Linked DNA regions of Homo sapiens: region 2 is linked to region 1. Evidence: chromatin contacts called from ENCODE Hi-C or POLR2A ChIA-PET data. All regions are on one chromosome and are shown on one strand. The core of a region is the stretch at or near the end of the contact, and the rest is flanking DNA. Distances in the headings are between cores, read along the strand shown. Region 1 overlaps GRM7 (glutamate metabotropic receptor 7). Region 2 overlaps GRM7 (glutamate metabotropic receptor 7).

The links. A loop is a pair of places that touch in the nucleus more often than their neighbours do. ChIA-PET counts read pairs that join two places held with the same protein, here RNA polymerase II (POLR2A). Pooled maps may share reads with other maps.
Region 2: a map of endothelial cell of umbilical vein shows a loop between it and region 1 (10-fold over the local background). The contact joins two enhancer-like sites. A Hi-C loop is called at or near these places in 3 of 168 maps with a recorded cell type or tissue (cardiac septum, endothelial cell of umbilical vein and heart right ventricle) and 5 of 50 pooled maps. POLR2A ChIA-PET finds 5 or more read pairs at or near these places in 1 of 52 experiments (activated CD4-positive, alpha-beta T cell).

What each region holds. Positions count from the first base shown.
Region 1 is chr3:7,306,775-7,314,195 of GRCh38, reverse strand. The region is part of intron 4 of GRM7 (glutamate metabotropic receptor 7); the gene reads right to left. Among named protein-coding and RNA genes, the nearest start is that of GRM7-AS1, 220 kb to the left of the region's middle. Within about 2 kb of position 4,340, at least 5 of the 41 ENCODE cell types and tissues checked have a DNase peak (open chromatin) inside an H3K27ac peak, as active enhancers do; they include endothelial cell of umbilical vein, where a contact is called at or near this core.
Region 2 is chr3:7,501,677-7,509,047 of GRCh38, reverse strand. The region is part of intron 7 of GRM7 (glutamate metabotropic receptor 7); the gene reads right to left. Among named protein-coding and RNA genes, the nearest start is that of GRM7-AS1, 30 kb to the left of the region's middle. Within about 2 kb of position 3,792, at least 5 of the 41 ENCODE cell types and tissues checked have a DNase peak (open chromatin) inside an H3K27ac peak, as active enhancers do; they include endothelial cell of umbilical vein, where a contact is called at or near this core.

The DNA of each region.
Region 1 (7,421 bases), core at 3,091-5,590:
TTGGGCAAGGGTCACATGAAATTCAAGATTTTAAGCTTTGAGGTATTAAATGATTTTAAAGGAAAAATCTACCCAGTGTCAGATGTGCTTATTCAATGAAACCCTCCAATAATATAATTGATGTCTAATTTCCTAGACCTGAGAAATGTTTTATCAAGACACTGGCGTTCTGCTTTTTTCTTTAGAATTAAAATTCAGGATATCAATATTTATACATTTCTAATTTCAACACAAAGGGTATTTGTTTAAAATATTAAATCTCTCTCTCTCTCTCTCTCTCCATTTTACAACTTTGCTGCCACTCATGAACCACAAGCTGTACTGACTTCATGATTGTAAGAGCATTCGTTAGTTTATATTTTCCCTTAGGGACAATTCTTGCATGGATATTTTCACAAAGTTCATAATTTCTATAAAAAACGCATGTGAAATAGCTTCACCTTATAATAGAAATTTACCAAAATATTATTTCCTGTGGTGATAAATATAGGGATATATATTAATAGCAAAGGTAACAATCTGTCTTGAAGCTATCTGAACTTTCACTCTACAGTAATGACTTATACTCCTTATTTTTAAAAAAATCATCATTTTGTAAGGCCCATTTATTCAACAGATATTTTGTAAGAGTCCATTAATTTACAGGTAATATTCAAGTGCTGGGTATACAGAGGTGAATAAGAAAGGTATTTTATTAAGAATACCTTAGGTTGCATATAACAAAATATATAGCTTAAAAGGGGCTTAAAGATAACAGTAATTTTTCTAACATAAGAACAAATACTAATGTAGATAATTCCAGGACTGGTTTGACAGCTTAAGTAAGGTCATCATGGGCCTAGGCTTTTTGCTTTTTCTATCTGTCTTTTCTGCCTTCCTCTGGTATTAATATTTCCTTTCTGTGAAGATGGCTATAGCAGCTCCAAGTATCCTGTCCTCACATGATAACATTAAAAACAGGAGGAGAGGCTGGGCGCAGTGGGTCACGCCTGTAATCCCAGCACTTTGGGGGGCTGAGGAGGGCGGATTGCCTGAGGTCAGGAGTTTGAGACCAGCCTGACCAACATGGTGAAACCCCATCTCTACTAAAAATACAAAAACTAGTTGGGCGTGGTGGCAGGCGCCTGTAATCCCAGCTACTTGGGAGGCTGAGGTAGAAGAATTGTTTGAACCCGGGAGATGGAGGGTGCAGTGAGCCGAGATCACATCACTGCATTCCAGCCTGGGTGACAGAGTGAGATAAAAAAAAAAAAAAAAAAGAAAAAAAGAAAAAAAAGGAGGAGAAGGCAGGAGTTTCTCATGTGAGAAGGGTCACTGCATACCCTGGTTTGGCTGGGACAATCACAGTTTATGGCCCTTTTACTTCTAAGGTGTTCTGGTTTGGATAAAATGTTATATAGTTGCCCTATTAACATGACATTTTTTTTTTCTAAGGGAGGGAAATATCTCTATGAAGTTCCCTCAGATAATGTCATCATCCATCCCAATGGTCAGGATTAAGTCACTTGTTCATCCTCTAACTGCAGGGAAGGTTGGGTAAGTCAGCATTTGGCATTTTAAACCAACATATTGGGAGAAGTTTTCTGCTTATCAAAAAGGCCAAGAGAATGTCAAGAACATCAGTCACAAATGACAAATCCACAGTCTCCTTGAGGTAACTGGAATTTCACCAAGCTACAGTCTGCAGGAATAAATGGAATAATATCACTCGACCCTACCAAGCCCCAGGGACACTTTCCCACATGGCTCTTGCAGTATGTCCCCAAAGGTTGTCCACCTACTTCTCTCATATGAGTCTACTGATTGCCTCCCTTCCTTTTGAGGAACTGCTCTCTTCTTCTGGGATCCTCTGGCCACAGTAGCACTGCCAAGACACTGCCAAGTAGCATGTTTTCTACTGACCCTGGAAGCCCCTCCTTTGCATTGCTGCCAAGACACCGCATGTGGTGTCAGAGCTGTTCAGACATCTGTGGCAAAGTAAGGGACAGGGCATCGCTCATCATTTATTGCCCGCTGTTAAAAAGTTCCAAAGCACTGCTCCTAGTGTCCTAAATGCTACCAAAGGTTTCAGTTAAACAGAGCTTGAGGGAGACAGGACTCAGATTCATCAATATTCAGCTCTCCTTTATTTTCATAAACAAGCTCCTTGAAAGGAAAATTTGCTATGACTTTGTTATTGGTTAATGATAGAGGAGGAGAAATCATGGACATTTCTTACAGGTAAAAGCATTTGTGAGTAGTGTATGTGAATCTACCACTCTCTTTCCAAAGCTGTACAGTGGTGAAAGAAGAATGTGTTGAGGCCGGGTGCAGTGGCTTATGCCTGTAATCCTAACACTTTGGGAGGCTGAGGCTGGCGGATGACTTGAGGTCAGGAATTCAAGAACAGCCTGGCCAACATGGTGAAACCCTGTCTCTACTAAAAATACAAATATTAGCCAGGTGTGGTAGCACATGCCTGCAGTCCCAGCTACTCAGGGAGGCTGAGGCAGGAGAATCACTTAAACCCGGGAGGCAGAGGTTGCAGTAAGCCAAGACTGCGCCACTGCATTCCAGCTTGGGTGACAAAGCGAGACTCCATCCCAAAAAAAAAAAAAATGTATTGAAACACAAGTGCCATAAGATTGAGACGGCCCAGATTGCAGAACAATACAGGGAGGATAAATGCCCTGGGAAGTCTCCTAGAACCACAGAAGACTTTACATGGGTGAGAAATATTCATGCATTCCATTAGTCCATTGAGAGTCTATCTGTTGCCACTATGTAGCTTAGCCTATCAGACTGAGATCCTTTCTTATGTATGGTCTGCCTGCCTGTTCCCTGTGGGATTTCACCTATGAGTCCAGTGGATGCTGGCCTTGGAAGAGGGAAGTTTGTCTTTTCCTTTTGACAATGAAAACTTATTTACTGGATCTGGCTCATTTTATCATTCTTCCTGTAGAAGAAGTTGTCTCTCAAAGCTCTTCTCAATTCTCAATTAGATTTCTGGAGAATGACCGCATAGTTCATCTACATTTCCCAGGTATATTTGAATCTATCTTTTTTAAAAAGATTTTTCTCTTTACTATTTTATTCTTGACCTCTAGAACTTGTTCATAAAGGATATATGTATCATTTTGATCCTACTTAATAACCTTGATATATACAAAGAATAACTAATTATATGTGACAGATGCTTCAAAGTGGAATAGACACAGCACACCTGAGGGGATGAGATGTGGAACAAGGCTGATGTGATGAGGAAAGGAAAGTATGGAAGGGTAGATGAGACTTATAATGGGGCTCAGAGAATGCAGAGATCTCATGCGAGAGGGATAAGGGAAGAGAGAAAAAAGAGAGTGGAATGATGTAGGCTAAATGGCACTTGGATAGGGTATAACTCAGAAACCATAAAAAGTGGAACAAAAGGCCCTGAAGAAGCTTTCAACCATATTTTCAAGTAGTTTGGGCTCAACTATATTTTTTCAAGTAGTCTGGGTTGCAAGTGACAGAAACCCACTCTGCCACAAATAGCAGGAGTACAGGTTTATCATGCAGTATCTCATTGCTCTCTTATCAAACAAGGTGATAGGGCCAAAAGACATACGCATTGCTTAGAAGCAGCATTGTGGTTCAAGGCAATATTTTCTTTCTCATTTTTTTTCCCCATTCACCTAGAGAAACCCTGTGACACAGGTAGACCATTGCAGGTAATCAAGAGAAGCTAAAGTAGGGCATATCTAAATTGGAGCCAGGAATATTTTAGTTCAGATCTTCACAGCTTTGTTCTTTCCAGTTTTAGGAAAAATAAAGAATTCATTCAAATCATAAGTAAAAATTACTATTATTTTTAAAAAGCTAGCTCTTTAATGCTGGGTCCAGAGTATGTTTTGTCTATTCCTACATACATTGCAGATTTAACTCATGAACCAAGCTGTTCTACAGTCCCATTTGAAAATCATCACCAATTGTGAGAGTCATTATAGTTAGTTTTGAAAATCTACCCTTCATTATACTAGCTTCCTAATGTTAATGAGTATGGAAGAGATGAAATTATGCTGGTCCATGACCCTTGTTGGCCATAATTAGAGGATGCCTAGGACAGCCTCCTTTCAGAGAAGCAGAGCACTTTGGAGGATGAAGAGTTGAAGGCAACGTAGGCCATTAGTACTCTGCAGATTCCTTGGAGGCTGCAGAGGATTATTAAGAGTCTAGTTAATGGGGCAACACATGAGTGAGGAAATGCCAGGGATTCCTTGGCTCATCAGACAATGCAGACACACTAAAAATTACAGAAGTGTTTTGGCTCAGGAGCTGGAGGAGTGCTGCCAAGTTCTAGAGACATTCCCCAGATTTCCCATAAACACTGGGCAGGCAGCGGGACCACAGCCACCCCTCCAGGAAACTGGCTCCTTTCATCATTAAATCGAAAGGGGGGAAATGACACCCTTGGCTAAGAAACACTAAAGTTCCCTTTTTCCACAAATGGAGAATAAGTACAGATAGAAGAGAAAGGCCACTTTCAAAGAGGCAATAAATCTGCCAGCATTTTGGCCTAACACAATTTCTGCTTATTTTGAATGCATACTCAGAAAAATGCCGGCCGAAAATCCAGATGTTTGCTGAACGTAGTCATGATATGGATCTAAAGGGAAAAAAAGGTAGATTACTGATTGGCTTTTCCCTTCCATCTGAGGGTATAGCATTATACAACACAAAGATATAGGAATGGAGCAGTATCATGAATATTTGAAAAATATTCTACCCCAGCATAATTCAATATGAAACATCTGCAAAACAGGAAAAAGATAAAAGGAAACAAACAAGAAAACAAGCAAATGACTGTAGGGAAGGACAGGAAAACTTACTTGCCCACATAGGCTCTGCTCCATTTATAGTTTTATCTTAGATTATTTCATAGTTTTGTTCAGAAGCTTTGGCATAACTGAATGCATTTCTTCTTTTTTAACTTTCATAGAAGTGACACTGTAAATGCATAGATGCTATCTTAATGTTCTGTCTGCTACGAAAGTGAACAAAACTTGATTGTTCTTTATAAGAAATGTACCTAGGCAATATGGCTAGATGGAAGCCACAGCATTTTTGTACATGGCCACAAAAAATCTTCACTCTTCTCTGGGTGAGATTAGAAAATTTCATATGAACTCTTGCTATTCCATCACATTCTAACATTGTTTTTAAAACAGTGCTCTCCAATTTCATTCTTTGGAATCTTAATTTTTACTTTGCTAGTTCATGATGCTGTTCTTTGTCTGATTTTGTAAATTTGTATATTTCTATATCTACATGAAAATAATATTTTACCTCAATAATTTGTTAAACCTTTGAGATAACCCAGTAAGTTCCCTAAAATATCAGGCATCAGGGGTTAATGGCCATGGAATATGTGCATTGTGTCTACATGGCATCCACAGCCTAGGAAGAGAGGACCTCAGTTGAAGCCCTGAAAGTTCTTCGTTTTCCTTGAATCTCACCCAACTCTTGCCCTTCACCCCTCCTTACAGTCACCTGAGTGAACTTCTAAACCTTCCAATGCCACCACAATCACATCTCACACATGCGGATGCTCTTCAGATTTTCAGCATAAAGTAACAAACTCCTTAGTACAGTTTTCAAGACCCTTTGCAATGCAACTTCTGGCCCACTTTCAAACTGATTTTGTGCCATGTCCTTATATGATCTGCGATTCCTCCATCCCTCCAGACACATAATCACTTAAGAATGTGTTTGAGCACCTACAACTTTCAGCAAAGAACCATGTGCTGGGGGTACGATGGTGCATAATAGGGATATTTCTAGACAGAGACAAGTAAAGAGGTAGTTCCAACAGTAGGAGATGTGTGGGATGCCATAGAAGGAATGGAAGGGGTTTCTAACCCACACTTGGTTGGGGTGAGATGGCCACAGATGGCTCCCATGAAAAATTAACATCTGAGACCCCCAAAATAAATAGAAGTCAATCAACCAAACAGTGTAGCAATGATTAGTACTCTAGAAGAGGAAAGGGTCTCCCCAGTGTCTTGTAAATAGGAACATTCTTAAAGAACTGGAAGGATTTTAAGAAGGCAGGAGTGCAGGACAGTGCTGCAGAATGAATTATTTGTATTTTCCCTAATGTGTCCTGTTCCTTCATTTCCCTGTATCTCTGAGGGAACTTTCATCCCAGTTATCACTTCTCGCATCCAACGATATCTTCCCCAACCATATCACCACCACCCTAGGAAAGCCTCCATGGTAACTCTCTGTGCCCTCCATACTGTACTTACAATGTTTCCCATGTAGTCTCTGCCTGTTCTGACACCTGCACTCAGCTCTGTATGCTTTGAGGGTGAGAATTTTGAGTCCTCATCTTTTGTTTTCCTGACTCCTAGCACTGAGCAAGGCACACAACAGATACACAGTTTTTCCAGTGCAAGGAATGGAGAAGGTTAAAATATCGTCCTTTATTCTTGCAACCCATCTGCAAATGCATTGGTCTGGGTTGTAAGATAGGCAATCTTTTCTGGATATGTACTGGGGAATGAAATTAATTCAAAGCCTCCCAGTGAAAACATGGGTGACTCATGAGATTTTTATCTCCTCCAGATAACAGAAAGGAAACAGTGACAGAACCACAACCTGATTTGTCTAAAAAGCCTACACAGAACATGCAGCCTTCTGAGGAGAATAATTAATTAGATTTGAGTGGAGAGAGAATAGAAAATGCAAATATTTGATCCCTTTTTGAGTGAGAGGATAGAGTTCTTTTTAATGCGCAAAGCATGTTTTAGAGAATCTTTGGAGACATGGCCCATCAGAAAAGGAACACAAAGCAGGCTATCAGCAGAGAAGCTCCTTTTACACAGCGTCTTCTTTTAGAAACAACTTTTCTTTCCAAATTAAAGAATAACATAACTTATAATCGGCAAATTTTGTCAGATTACAGGGTGGCAACAGACACTCTTTCCTACTTCTGCCTCTCAAAATATCTTTGCAGTAGCAAGGAAGGCAAAGAAAGAGGCATAAGTTTAGAAAGGCAAGAAAAGGAGAGAGTGAAAACAAAAGGGACCTAGGAAGGTGAGGGGATGCTGGTGCCTGAGAGAGGTGGTGTGCTGTATTACAGCCTCCCTGAGCTGGAAGGGACCTTGAGAGATAAGGGGGGAAAGGGTTCTTGTACTTCTTCTAATAAGGAAATAATGGATGCGTTACAAAGTGAAAGGATTCTCTTGGAAAACGTAGCTCACTTATACACACTTGGATGTGTATACTTTACTTATTAATGATAATGCTCTCCTCTCAGAAAGTTCCTATGGCATGAATGAAAAAGAAAGAATGTTTTTGCTAATCGTGATATTATGAAAATAATATGATCTCCTCAAAAGAGGAATTTCAACTAAAAGAACAGACCAGGTGTGTGGCCTCATTTGCATTTCATGGCTATA
Region 2 (7,371 bases), core at 2,543-5,042, 200 kb before region 1:
TTTGCCATAATATTCAGAATATGTGCAACTTAAAACTTATTATTTCTGAAATTTTCCATGGGTCATTGAAACTTTGAAAAGTGAAACCACAGATAAGGAGAAACAACTGTCATATGGAGCAGAGAGTTCCAAACTTCTGCCTCTTCTAGTCTTCGCTTGCCAATGCAGATGGACTTAGGAATGCCTATTTCATCAAATGAAGATGGTGCTGGACTCATAGCAAGAACTCAAGAAATGCATGGTAAATAAAAATATCTTGAGCTGACTCTAATAGGACATTGATACCTTCCCAAAGTTTTTATGAATGCTGAACCTCTTATTTCATCTTCCTTAATTTTCTTGCAGGAAATGCCGTAAGAACCGTTTTTCCAAAAACAATTTTTCAATGCCCTAAAGTGAAAACAAACTAGCTTAAATGATTGCTAAAGATACCCTTGGGAATATATTCCAGACTCACCATGATATTGCTCATTAATGGAATTACACATCTGTAAGAAAATCATTCATGAGTATTTAGCAGGTCATATAACCAATTAACCTCTTTTTTATTGTGACATATATATTCATATGTGTGTGCATGTGTATATAATTATACACTAATATTATTTACTCTATAAATGTTTATTGACAAAAAATTATTTTTGTTTTTAAATATAAGGTAAAATATCACTTGAAGGAGCATGAAGAAACTTAAATTTAAGGCACAGATTGGTGCCTTCTCTCAAAAATCTCAACTATTATTTACCACTCCCTGGCTTAATCTTTATTTTCTATTTTTTCTCACATGGCTAATTATAAATCTGATTTTCACCTCTAATGGTATTTTATCACTAAACCCTAGCCCATATATTCTGGTTTTGATAGGTTCACTACAGCTATTACCCTCATCATCTCTATTCACAGAATCAACCAGCACTAAAAAATTGGCAAGTATCTGAAGAAAACTATCTAGACCAGAGCTTTCAGCACACAGACATTGAAAATGTGACTTTAGTTTTTAATTCTCCAGGTAAAAGAAACAATATTATAGATTATCTTTTTCTGCTCTCAGAAGCCACATATTTATTCTTGGAGTAAGCATAGAGGAAGAGGAGTGATTGCCCAAAGAAAAAACTCAAGGTGCAGTTATCGGAAGAATGGAAATAAGTGTTGAACAAGCAAAAGCTAACCAGAACTTGTATATATTTTCAGACCACATTAAGGCATAAAAATATGTAAGCATTCTGTCTTGTTTGAAATAAAACTGAGCCCCAAATTTTACAGTGCAAATTATTTAAAAGAGAAATAAAATACACTGAATTATAAAAATAAGCAGTATTTTATAAAAGCACAACAGCTAGAATAATCTAGTTCTTCCTCAATCATAACTACCAGTTAATAATCAACTCAGGTCTATTCACTGTGTCTTGAATATCAAAAGTTAGTAGAACTATACCTGTTCTAAAATTGGACTATGCATTAAGAGAGGACTTGGCCTCGGCTTTTATCTGCTGATAGGTTAATTGGTTTTAATTAGCTTGCATACCTTATCAGAACCAAAATAGTTTCTTTAGTCTGACAAATCTTTGGAGCATAGAGAATACTTTTTTAGAAGAAACGTTTTCCATTAGTTACAAAATGCTATAGCTTCTTTCCTTCTCAGGACTCAGTTTGACTCCCATCTGTTTACACTTCTCTATGTGGAAACAATTCCAGAAGTTTCCAAAATATATAGTTGGTATTTGCTTGTCCCAGTAGCTGTGTCCTGACCAGACACTCTGCAATAAGCCCACTGCTGTGGCTCCTCTTTCCAAGTTGTCTAGACTGGATTTTTCCCTGCCTCTTTCTCAGCCTGGTTCTCTAGGCTCAAAAGAGAAAATTCCATTTAATCCCCTTTTCTGAAATTAACCAGAGTCAATTTCTGCTGTTTACAATAAAATATCCCTATCTGAAAAGCATTTATCCAACTAATGTTTTTTAAATGCCCACAATCTGTCAGGCATTTGTGATTCACTGTTGGGTAAACAATAGGTCTATGCTTGTAGAAGCTCACACTGAAGACATAATTATAAAAATGGTGATATGAAGGCTGTCTGATAAAAGATGGTAGGTGTGAGAGCTATGGTATGTTTCTTTAAATATGGTACAGTGGTTTGAATGTTTCCCCCAAAAGCTCATGTACTGGAAACTTAATCCCTCATCTCTCACTAATGGATTAATGTTGGCTCTGCCCTCATGAGTAGATTAGTGGATTAATGAGGGTTCTGCCCTCATTCATGTTGTCTTCACAGGACAGGGTTTATTATCTGGGAAATAGATTTGTTGTAAAAATAAACTGTATCTGACTCTCCTGCTCCTGCCTTTTTGCCAAGAGCCTTTATGCCCTGACATGTTATGACACAAGAAGAAGGCCCGTATGAGGTACAGGCACCGTGTTCTTAGACTTCTCAGCCTCTAGAACTGTGGGCTAAATAAACATTTTTCCTTTATAAATTACCCAATCTGTAATTTCTTATAGCAACAGAAAACAAATTAAGACAGAAAATTCTACTAAGAAGTGGGATTGTTGGTATAACAAATACCTAGTAATGTGGACATGGCTTTGGAACTGGGTAATGGGCAGAAGCTGGAAGAATTTGGAGGAGTAGGCTAGAAAAAGTCTTTATTATCATGAATGGGGCATCAAGAGTGATTCGAGTGAAAGCTGGGAATAAGAGAAGACTAGGGAATGTCTGGACCTTAGAGATTACTTAAGTAGTTATGACTAGAATGTTGATAGAAATATGGACAGAAAAGGCTATTCTGATAAGGTCTCAGATGGAAATGAGAAAGGAGGTGTTGGAAACTGGAATTAAGACCCCCTCCTCCACCTTGTTATTAGGTAACAATGAACTGTGCCTGTGCCTGAGGGTTTTATAGAAGGCAGAATTTAAGAGTGATAAATTAGGATATCTGGTCAAAGAAAATAGCTAAGCTACAAACCATGCAGGCTGCTTAATGGCTATTTTTAACCACTTACAGTAAAATATAGAAGAAAGAGTTGATTTAAAGACAGAATTTATAATTACAAGGGAAGCAGAGTGCAAAGATTTGGAAAACTAGCAGCCTGGTGATGCGGTAGAGAATGAAACAACATGGAACCCATTGAGAAGGAAATTAGTATGGATCAAAGAAAGCCAGAGGCTATTAATCAAGACATTGGGAGAAAAACTTGGAAGACATTTTAGAGATCTTTGAGGCTGCCTTTCCCATCACAGGCCCAGACCTCCAAGAAGGCAGAATGGTTAAGGGGTTGGGCAGCTGGCAAGGGCCACCTCAGGTCTCTGCTCTCTGCATTCCAGCACATGGTGGCCTCTCCAGCTATGGCTCAAATGGTCCCAGTGCTTCAGAAGGTATAAACTATAGAAGGTATAAGTCATCGAAGGCATAAGTCACATGCCTTGGCAGTGTTCATGTGGCTCTAATTGTGCAGGCATGCAGAAAGCAAGAGCTGTGAACACATGACTTCCTCCAATTAGATTTCAAAGGATATCACAAAAGTCTAGGGGCCTAGACATAGACCACACGGTGGTTTGTCACACAAGTAGAGTTACTGCAGAGAGACCACAGTCAGCCAAAGCTGAGCTAAAATTTGGGATTGAAGTCAAAGCTGCTGCTAAGAGCTCCCTCTAGGGCAATGCCCAGTAAAGCCATAGGGTCAGGGTCACCCTCAAGACTCAAGAATTGTAGAGCCACCAGTGTGTAACACCAACCTGTGACAACTGCAGGCAAGGGACTCAGTCTGTGAGAACTGCTACATAGGCGGAGCCCTCCAAAGTCATAGGGGTGGGGCTGCCAGAAATTTTGTGGAGGAGGGGGTCCAAATCCCCACTGTGTCCTGGAGGCAACACAGAGTGAAAAATCATTCTGAAGCTTCAATGAATAATATTGTTTCTCCTGTTAGATTTTTGACTTACTTGGAACCAGTTATGCCTTTTTTCTTGCTTCCTTTCCCTCTCCTGGAATGTGAATGTTTATCTTGTGTCTGTCCCACCATTGTATTTTGAAAGTAGATAACTTGTTTTGATTTCACAAGTTCACAGCTGGAGGAAATTTGCCATGGGATGAATCATACCTTGAGTCACTCATATCTGATTTAAATGAGACTCTGGACTTTGGACTTTGAGTTGATACTGGAATGGTTAAGACTGTGGGGCTATTAGGATGGAATTAATTATTTTGCATGTAAGAAGGACATTAATTTTGGGGGCTAGAGACAGAATGCTATGGCTAAAATGTGTATTCCAAAGTTTATTTGTTGAAAATTGAATCCCTCTATTCCCATGAATGAATAAATTAATGAATTAATGAGGCTCTGCCCTCATGAATGGATTAATGTTGCTATCATGGGATTGAATTCATTATCGTGGGAGTGCCTTTATTATAAAAAGCAACCTCTTTCTGGTTCTTTTGCTCTTGCCTTTTCTTATCATGTGATGCTCTCTGCCATGTTATGGCAAGCAAGAAGGCCCTTACCAGATGCAGACACCATGCTATTGAACTTCCCAGTCTCCAGAACTGTGAGCTAAATAAACTTCTTTTCTTTATAAACTACTCGGTCTGTGGTATTCTTTTATAGTAAGAGAAAGTAAACTAAGATATATGTTGATAGAGGAATTACTCTAAGATGGGGGAGTATAATCTTAGAGCTCAGATCTATCTAAAGAGAAGGAGGCAGCTGATTGGAGAACTGAGGCATGAATATGCTACCTAGAGGGAAGAAGAAGTACAAAGAAGCAGGAAAAAGCTTGGCAATTTCAAGAAAAGTGGTTCAGCCATCTGACCTATTAATGTGCCCTGGTCTCTCCTTATTCTCGTTCTTCTCAGTCACTTGTGATAATAAAATCCTTATGAGGTAATCCTACTCCAAAAATGATATTATCTTTCTCTAAAAGTATTATACCACAAAATTTTTTATTGAGTCTCAACTTTTTTTCATACATTTGAGGCTTGTTACCCAAGATAATTTTAAATCTTTTCAGAGTTGCAAACATGTCAGATATTTTGTTTATATTCTCATATATTAGGTACATGGGTAGGTATTCTATAAAAGTGCATCTGTTGATATTCCCAGTGTCCATCCACAGAGAACAGATTATTGTTAGTTTGGTAGCATGTGAGGCAATAATGCTATAACAATGTTGCAGCATTTTGACCTATAAGTTGCCTTAGCTCTGCATTCATTAATTAAAGCAGTTAGGATGAAAATCTTTATATATCTCGTCTGGCCTGAAAAAGCTGACAGTTCAATTGGAGTTATTGGTTAAGTCCCTAAAGTTACAAGCTTTTATAATTAGCAATTGACTTCAGAGGATTTAAAAAACAACAGTGACAAACATGCCGACATTTCCAATCCCTTCTAACATACAGAAGTAATCATCTATCATACACCACATTAGCACCATCTACAGACAGTGCATGTACAGAGTGGGCGATCCACTCTGTACTGAATGATTAGAAGATACTGTTTTCAGCAGAATCGATTTGAAAAGAAGGAATAATCACCAGAGAAGTGCCAAATAGTGGGTATGCAATCTGCCTGGAATAATCCTAGAAGTCAAAAGAACTGAAATATATTGCATTTGATGTGATACATAAGGAGGACTCAGGCAAATCCTGAGAAAGTGTGTGTGTGTGTGCATGTGCGTGCACATTTTATTCTCTTGGTGGAAAGGTCACTGTCATCTAGAAAAGAGCCATTCCCTGGACTTGTTCCCATGACACTAAGAATCTGGAAAGGAGAGATATGACAGAGGAAAACAAAGAGGAGAAACATTATCTGGTCTCTCTTTTATCAGGAATTTTTAATTTTCAATAAATTTTGAAATCCTTTAGAACATGTGATTTTGCCAGAAATACTGATATGGGGGATTTTCTTGCTGCTGGGGAAGCAATCACATCATCCTATATGGTTTTCCTCTGCCCAGCTTTCTAGGCGCTCCTTGTGATTGTAAGTAGACACAGTATAGTGACAGGGACAGTCATATCCCATAGAGCAAATTACATGTATAAGTTATTACTAAGTCTATTGTATACGCAAAGAAGTGGGGCAGAAATTTAAACTGAGATTCCTAAGTCACATTTTAAAACTCAATGGAAATCATCTAGGCACTTGGACTCACAGTTTCTTATCTGTAAAATGGAATTTATCACTCTTCAGGGTTGCGTTAGAATTAAAATGATGTTGATGAATATGCAAACAACAGCAACAACATAAACTACAACCTATTATCACTAATATCCTCATCCACTTAGGAAACAGTAGCTACTTATTGACCAGTAGAGAAGGATTTTAGTGTATGCTGGTTAATTGCCAAATTACAATCCATTTTCTCTGAGTTTCTCAGGACACAGAACACACAGAACATTCTGTGGGACAGAAAAAATAGTGAATCTATTAAGTAGGGCAATCATACATCTGTGCGTGTGTGTGCACACACACACATACACACACACACGAGAATTAACATTTGCCCAGATTTTTCATCTTCGAATTATGCTTTTATTTTTTTTGCCAGTTTTGCTATTGATTTTGTTCTTAGACTTGGAAGAAATCAAAAGTTTCTGATACCCAAATGTCTCATTTTAATGTTAGGAAACTGAGACCTAGGGAGAGAAAACAGACTTATTTTGTGTCTTGTGTACTTTCAACTGGTATTGAAAATCAACTAGAAGAAGGTGTTCAATTCTAAGTGTGATATTTTTAGGAGTAATATATTAAAACAGGAATATATCCAAATATAAATGAACATAATGTTGAGGGAACTGGACACAATTCCTTTTAAGAGTTGTTGTTGTTATATGACTTATTGACTGTTTATTGTGGCAGTCACTGAGATGAGGGCTTTAATACATTTCACCCTCTGCTCTGCAAGAGTGCGATGTTAGTTCTACACTTAGGATTTTATAGATAAGGATAGTGAAGCTTAGCAAGGTGACATAGCTAAGTGAAATTTATACGCAGCAGGCAGAAGGGCCAGAATTTCAGTCCAGTTTTGATTGAGTCCAAAGCCAACTTTTTTTACAAAGTGAAAAAGAACCACTATGTAAGGCTGCATTATCCATCAAATGAGGCAATAAATTCTTGCGTAGGATAGAAAACTCAACTGCAGGTTTTATATGACATCCCTTATGCTCTTATGCTGTATGACTGTGGGACAGCAGAACCTGGATTTTCTGACACTCAGTTCCAAACTGTTTCCAATTGTTTATTTCCATTGCATTGCACAGTGCCTTGAACATAGTGCCTTGTATCAATCTGTAATTGCAAAAGCTGTTCAAATAGCTCAAATATGAAATATATGCTTCCTACAAAGAAAATGGTTATGAACAACCTATAGGAATCATGGTAAA